2 separate regions of the Mus musculus genome follow, and region 2 is linked to region 1. The links are chromatin contacts, found by Hi-C or POLR2A ChIA-PET in ENCODE. All regions are on one chromosome and are shown on one strand. Each heading gives the region's core, a stretch centred on a gene start or an enhancer-like site at or near the end of the contact. The rest is flanking DNA. Distances are from core to core; before and after follow the strand shown.

Region 1 (3,454 bases), core at 377-2,876:
CACCCTGAGGCTCAGCTGAGAGACAAGATGGCTAAGGCAGGAATGCAGGCTGCTGGACACAAGCACTTTGGTGTGTTTTGACTCTAGCAACAACCTATTCCTCCAAGTGTTAACACTTGAGAACCAGAGGACAGTGCTGAGGCTGTCAGAGCAGGGCCTTCGCTGACCCCCTCGCTACACTGGGATGTGTACCCAAAGGAACTGTTCATACTTTAGACAAAGTATTACTTGCTTTCACTGCAATTCACAAAACCTGGTAAATTCAGGGTTAGTGAACACAGACAGAATGCTTTCCAGGCACGTAGAGGCGGATGCAGAGTAACAGTGAGTATGTTTTTAAAGACCGCTGGGACGAGTGTAGCCCCAGCCCTGGAAGGCAGGTTCCAGGTTCCTGCTGGGGTATGGGGAGAGCCTGGGGCCCCAGGGACTATACTGCGTGGCTCAGTCTGTGGCCGAAAACTAAGTGGTATGCAAATCATTCAAAATTTAGCAGGAGAGTTGTCTCCAAGGTCAGCCTGAGCTACATAATTTGGGCTACAGACCCTGTCTCGAAAAACCAAACTAAACAACACACTTGAAAGCTGATAAAGCTGTACTGGTGGAGAGTATCAGGGCTGTGAATAACTGCTTCTAATCTTATATTCAAATACATAATAAAGCAGGGGCTGGGAAGATAGCTGAGAAAACTTGCTGATTTTCGAGGGGACCTGGGTTTGGTTCCTAGCACCCACATGGCAGCTATAACCACCAAACACAGAATAAAGAGAAAAAGCACGGGGATACCATCACTGCCCACCAGCTTCCCCTTAATGTTGAAATTAGAGGCGATTTATCTGGGGGCTACGGATATTTCATATTAATAGAAATCTCTTCTGTTCCAAAATTCTTAAGAATCATTGAATCGGGCCAGGTATGAGACACACATTTTCCATGCCAGAAATTCCACCCCTCCAAGTATATACAGGCCCTAGTTTTGATCCCCAGTCGTGAAAAATCCCTGCAAATACTGTTCATGAGGAACCAACTCTCAGACCTTCTATTTCCCTGCAGTGAAGGCAGAGAGACCTCCTGCACCTCCAGAAGCGGCTGTGACCGGCTTCCCGACTGCTCCCCGCTTAGAGGTCGGATTTGTAGAGGTGGTCTTAGTCTTCTCCTCTCATTTACTCAGAGAAGCTGTAGGAAGAGGGCAGAACAGAAGGAAGGAAAGCTCAGCACCCCCCCCCCCCCAGCCAAGGAATCTCTGTTCTGCCTGTAGTTTCTCCAGTGCTCTACTTGTTATCAAGTTATAAAGCTATAAATATATAATGTGTTGGGTGGGAAATTTGGTTTTGCAAAATATAAAAAATATAAAGCTTCCAGCCCAAAGCATTATACATCTGAGGGAAATGAAAGCAGTTGAATCTTTTACAAAGAATTTTGGAATACAAAATTGGACACCTTAAGAGTTTTCGTTTTGCAGTACTGGAAATCCTACCAGGTAGGCAAGTTGCTCTGCTTCTGGGTTCTGCCCTCAGCCCAACAGCTGAAGGCTTTAAATGCATCTCTATGTCATCTGGACATGGGGCTACCCAACACAGAAACTAAACATTAGAAATCTGCTCTTCTCTGTGAGGACTCTTCAGAGCCAGAAACGTTTGGAACTTCGAGACTTAGAAGCTTCAAATACACGGAGTCGCGTTCTCATTCTTTCCACTTGTTAGGAAAGAACCCTAAGGACTTTATACACTCAGAGACCGCAAGGCAGTTAACCAAATGCTGATTCTTTGACAGTTGGTTGCATGGATACAATGTATATTGATTGTACCTACCCCAGCCCCCTCTCCAGGATTCCCCTAGCTTGTTCCCTTCTCCCTCTTTATGTGTTGCTGGAATTTCCAACCCCAATAGTCCCGTATAAAAAAACACGCAATTCAGTTATTATAATTATAAGCTATAAGCCTTATAAGGGCATATCTAATACTAGTCTAACTGACCCCCCACCTATAAGGCCCTTACTACTTCCAGTTTCTCCTGGCCAGGTAGTTCTGCTCCATTACTGCTTCCTTCTCCTCTTCTCCATGCTCTCTCCTTCACTTCTCCTCTCTACCTGGCCTCACTCCAAAGACTTCTTGTCCCACCTTTCCCCTCCACTGCCAATCACAGGCTCTAGCCTTTATTGACCAGTTAATACGGGGAGAGAGAGAGAGAGAGAGGGAGAGAGAGGGAGAGAGAGGGAGAGAGAGAGAGAGAGAGAGAGAGAGAGAGAGAGAGAGAGAGAGAGAGAGAGAGAGAGGAGAGAGAGAGAGAGAGTGAGTTAGTTCCTGGGCATCCTGATTTAACTTCCTGAAGTCCAGTCACTTTGAAGGTCTGATGTGAATGAATCCTGTCTCCAGGGTTTACTGACTCGTGGACCAGTCACTGTCTCAGCTGTAAAATTGAGGCAATTAGCAACTTGGCACCAGTGTACTGAAATAACTGAAGTGTCTGACTCCCCAGAGCACTCCTGGTAAGTCTCACACCGACCTTCTGGAAACTCAGTTTAGAAGTCACATATGCCACAATTACCAGGAAAATACATCCAGTCTCTAAGCTGTAGTAGAGAAAATGGCATTTGGATTAAGTGTCTGGGGACGACCTAAGTAGTTATATCCTTTGCTTATAAAATGTTTCTCCACATTAGCTGTTTAAAATTAACACACTGAACCAAATGGTATCTACTGAACATAGTAAAATAACCTAATCACCCACTCATTCTGAGGTCCTAGATTCTCTTCAGGTCTAGATCCTGAAGAGAAAAAACCATGAAATTAGCCCAATCCAGAGAAGCACTACTGAAATGAATGCTCTGAGTCAGTATGAAAATTGGTCAACACAGAGTGCATTTGAAGCTCAGTGTAGAGTCCTAAAATTAATAGTTATTTTTTGCTTGAAGATCTGTATAAATGTGGAATGAGAAGGTCACATTACATGGCATGAGGGCCTGCATCCTGCTCTGAGTGTTTCTACCTCTACAGTTTCATTTAGGGTCAAATGAGCAGAAACTTTACACTACCAGTTAATATTTAACTGCTGGGCAGGGGGTGAAGCTGGATGCTGGGGCTACATCTGGAAGGATCACATTAGCTCTGTAATCACAAATCACACTACAGCAGTCGAGGGAGTCACGCTCCTCATCTTACTAGAGATATAAACATGCTTTAGTGAAAGGAAGACATACTACTACTACTACTACTACTACTACTACTACTACTACTGGACTGATTTCTTGCATACAAAATAAATAAGACAATCGTGCTAAATGCACACACATATAGAGACATAGACCGAAAAATAACAACTCTCCGGGCCCTAATCTTCAAATGCTGAAGTTTCACATTTGAACATGACCACAATCCCTACATCATTTTCAATGCTCTGAACAGTATCTATATGATAAACCACTTTATAGTTTAGGAGGATACTCGAACGTTTTGTG
Region 2 (3,454 bases), core at 335-2,834, 90 kb before region 1:
ATCTTAATGGTGCTATATGAAGTGGGATTGTATCTTCTCAAGTTGACCTTATCTCAGAGATGGGACAGAGACTCAGGCTCATACCCTCCCCATCTGGACATCTCTCCCTCTTGTTGTCCACATCAGGCAAGGTCCGTCTTCCCCAACCCATCTCATTGTCTTACATAAAATTAGATTTACAGTATGACTATTAACAGCCACTTAGCTATCTCTCCTCAAAAACAATAAAGAAGGGAATCGTTTTGCAGGCACTAAGCCCCCACAGGAATGCCACAAGATGCTATCTGAATAATTTGAGGCCCCCACATCATGGTCATGATGAAAGGAAACTCCACATTTTCCAGTTGATTTGCTAGAATGGCAACTCTCAGAGAGAAGCAGCAATAGAGGAAATAACAATAGCAAAACATGTTCCTGAGATTCGAAAAGTCAAGACTTAGTGATGGCACAGCACAGAACTATTGACTTTCATCTACCCAATCCTGCCTGCCACAGTGGGAAAACAAGGTCATTCACTTAGACACCAGGACTGCCGAGGGTCTGGAGGAAGAGGAGGAAATTACTGAGTATAAGCTTAAGCTAGAAACTATTGACACGTGAAATCCTCCCGTCAGGGACCATGACTACCTGGGCTGCAGACAATCTGCAGCTTAGTGACAGTGTGTCCTGTAGGTGATCACACATGTCCTGACCCCACTGCTCTTGACTCCATCATGATCCAACGCCATGTTTTAACATCACTGTGACCCTCTGAAGTGGTAGAATGAGCCTCTTTTATCAAACACTAGGGTAAAATGTAGACTACACAGTGCTCACTGGGGTCTCTCCCTGCCCATTCAAGAGGAAAGTTACATTATGGATAATCTGCCGTGATGAAGGAGTAGTGTGCATGCAGTTATAATGACCAACATGTTTCAATGGGCTTTGATAGCGCTAAAGACACAACCTGCAGACTCTTACTCCTCACTGCCTCCATCCTGTGGATATAGCATCAAGGCTGTTTCTGTCAGAGCGAATTGGTAGCAGGCTATGCAGGGTCAACAGCAAGTCGGCCTGCATCCTCTTGACTGTCCCCCAAACCATCGTTTTGTTACTGTGCTGTCTCTGTCCCCACTCATCTGGACAGAGTCCTGATTCAGAAAAAAAAGCAACCGGGTATGCTAAACTCAAGAATTTCAGGAGATAAAAATGTAAGCCAGGCAAACAAACATTCTTTTTTCAAAAGTCTCACACGTCAGCATGTTCCACTTATCAGCACTTCCAACAAGCTCTGGTGTCCATTCTTGTGCAAATCCAACTTTGCTCTGGCAAATTAAATGGTCACATATTAATTTTCCTTTACAGTCTCTCTCTCTCTCTCTCTCTCTCTCTCTCTCTGTGTGTGTGTGTGTGTGTGTGTATGTGTGTCTGTCTGTCTGTCTGTCTGTCTGTCTGTCTGTCTGTCTCTGTGTGTCTGTATGCATGCATGTCCTCAAGAAGTTTTGATTAGACTCAGCAGAGCTGCAGACACTGGTGAGTCCAATCAAAACTTTGGACACTGGTGAGTCCGTTGCTATGCAAGCCCCAGACACTTGGTGAATGTCCCTTGCCACATTTAACTTACCTACGTGAAAGCTGATAAAAGTTGATCGCCAGAGCTTTGAAAGATAGTTCAAGGTTATTTTTAACTGAGACACTTAGGAATGGCTAGAGGGTGTTAGCTCTGTCCCGTTTACAGCACTTAGCTCAGTTTAGCACAGCAGATTGCTTTGATTTGTTCATTAAATATATAATTTTTTTGCATTAATTGAGCTCATTTGATGAGAACTATTCCCACTCTATAAAATTTCTGGCTAATGGCTTGGAAATCTATTCAAATTCTGTACTCATAAATTCATTTCAGAACTTTCAAAGAGTAGATCTTTCAGGCAAGCTGAGATGTAGCCCGCATATCCAAGCAAAGCCTAACCTATAGAAAGACTGGGGCAGCACAACACGGCTTCTTCGTGCCAGCACAATCACGGAGAGCATTTATTTAATTTTTTAAAGTAGAACAAATCGTGCATCACACCATACAAGTCTTTAGCTCTGGGCTTTGTGCCTGGAGGCAGGCTGTCACCTGCAGATTCCCTCACACGGCACCCTTATACAGGGTACAAGATGGCTTGGGAGCTGAGATCATTATGTAAATGAACGCTTCTTCTACATTTATTTGTCTGTGTGTGCACATGTGGGTGCACACGTGCTCTCTCTCTCTCTCTCTCTCTCTCTCTCTCACACACACACACACACACACACACACACACGGAAACCCAAGAACAACCACCCAGTTCCATTCCAAAGGTGCCATCTACTTTTTTGCTTTTTATTCTTTTAGGGACAGGGTCTCTCACATGCCTGGGGCTCACAAAGCAGGCTCAGCTGCCTGATGAGCCTCAGGGATCCACCTATATCTCTGTCTCCTCAAGGTCGGAACTGCAAGAGCATGCCACCATACCTGGCTCTTTTGAGTGGGTTCTGGATGGGGCAGGTTGGGAGGATGCTTTGGCCCTCATGCTTGGAAGGATGGACTTTAGCAATGAAGCTCTTTGTCCAGCACTAGACAAAAGTTGTAAGGACCATAACATGTGAAATCAAATTTTGGAGAACTCAGACTACTACTTGATTTGAGAATAGCATCTTTTAGAAAGCCTCAGTTACAGAAAAGAAAACAAAACCACAAGACTAAGAAGTGGTGGTTGTGTTGTGGTGTTGTGTTGAAACGGAAGGTGGTGCTAACCTTTGCCATGCAGGCTCACCTAGACAGTCCACAGGCAGCTAAAATTATCCCAGCAACTTTGCAACATTCCCGAGTAGGCTTCTGTAAGTTCTTCCAAACAAAAAAAGCATTTGTGTTAGTCTTTATCAAGATGACAAGAAATGACCAAGTATCTCCGAGAGAAATTTAATCAAGCTAAACTTAAATATTAATTACAAGCTCCATGCAGATCTAAGTTTTCTGGAGCAAAGGCTGCTAACAAAGTCACTGGGATAATCAAACTTTTCCCTTTGGAAAAGGAGAGATTGTTCAGTGGTTGTTTGGCCTTCTCCTTCCACCTGGAGATTACGCATAGCATGGGAGTGTCCTGCTGAGCATCTCATAGGAAGACCATGGCCTCCCCATCTTCATGAAGACTGGAAAGCTTGAATGTGATTCAGAAAGGTCACCAACACTTGTGACTTTCCTGTGGCCTTCTGTGTCTGTTTTGAAAGCTGTTGAAAGGCCAGTATGCCCCCTTAGAAGGTCCCTACTTCTCAGCTTCCCGCCTGATCCTCTAGGCAAGCCTCGCCAAGCAGCCACAATCTCCCCCATTTACACCAAAAGCCCCAGACGTCCCTCATCTGTGAGTAAGACACATAAACCCTAATAAGTTCTCATAAGGATGAGAAGATTAAATGTGAAACTAACGTTGCAGTTCCCCACGGGTTGACCATG

What was found. A loop is a pair of places that touch in the nucleus more often than their neighbours do. ChIA-PET counts read pairs that join two places held with the same protein, here RNA polymerase II (POLR2A).
Region 2: a loop to region 1 is called in a map of heart, with 2.8 times the contacts of the local background. The contact joins the enhancer-like site here to the promoter of 1700110C19Rik in region 1. A Hi-C loop is called at or near these places in 1 of 37 maps with a recorded cell type or tissue (heart). POLR2A ChIA-PET finds 5 or more read pairs at or near these places in 3 of 5 experiments (all embryonic stem cell).

The regions. Positions count from the first base shown.
Region 1 is chr17:10,322,774-10,326,227 of GRCm38, reverse strand. 1700110C19Rik (RIKEN cDNA 1700110C19 gene) reads right to left here and starts at 1,626. Exons shown (of 3, transcript NR_045461.1): 1 at 1,438-1,626; 2 at 1,034-1,173. It overlaps Gm46608, which reads left to right and starts at 2,817. Exons shown (of 1, transcript XM_017317774.2): 1 at 2,817-3,454.
Region 2 is chr17:10,412,706-10,416,159 of GRCm38, reverse strand. The region is part of intron 4 of Pacrg (PARK2 co-regulated); the gene reads left to right. Among named protein-coding and RNA genes, the nearest start is that of A230009B12Rik, 42 kb to the left of the region's middle. Within about 2 kb of position 1,584, at least 1 of the 3 ENCODE cell types and tissues checked has a DNase peak (open chromatin) inside an H3K27ac peak, as active enhancers do; it is heart, where a contact is called at or near this core.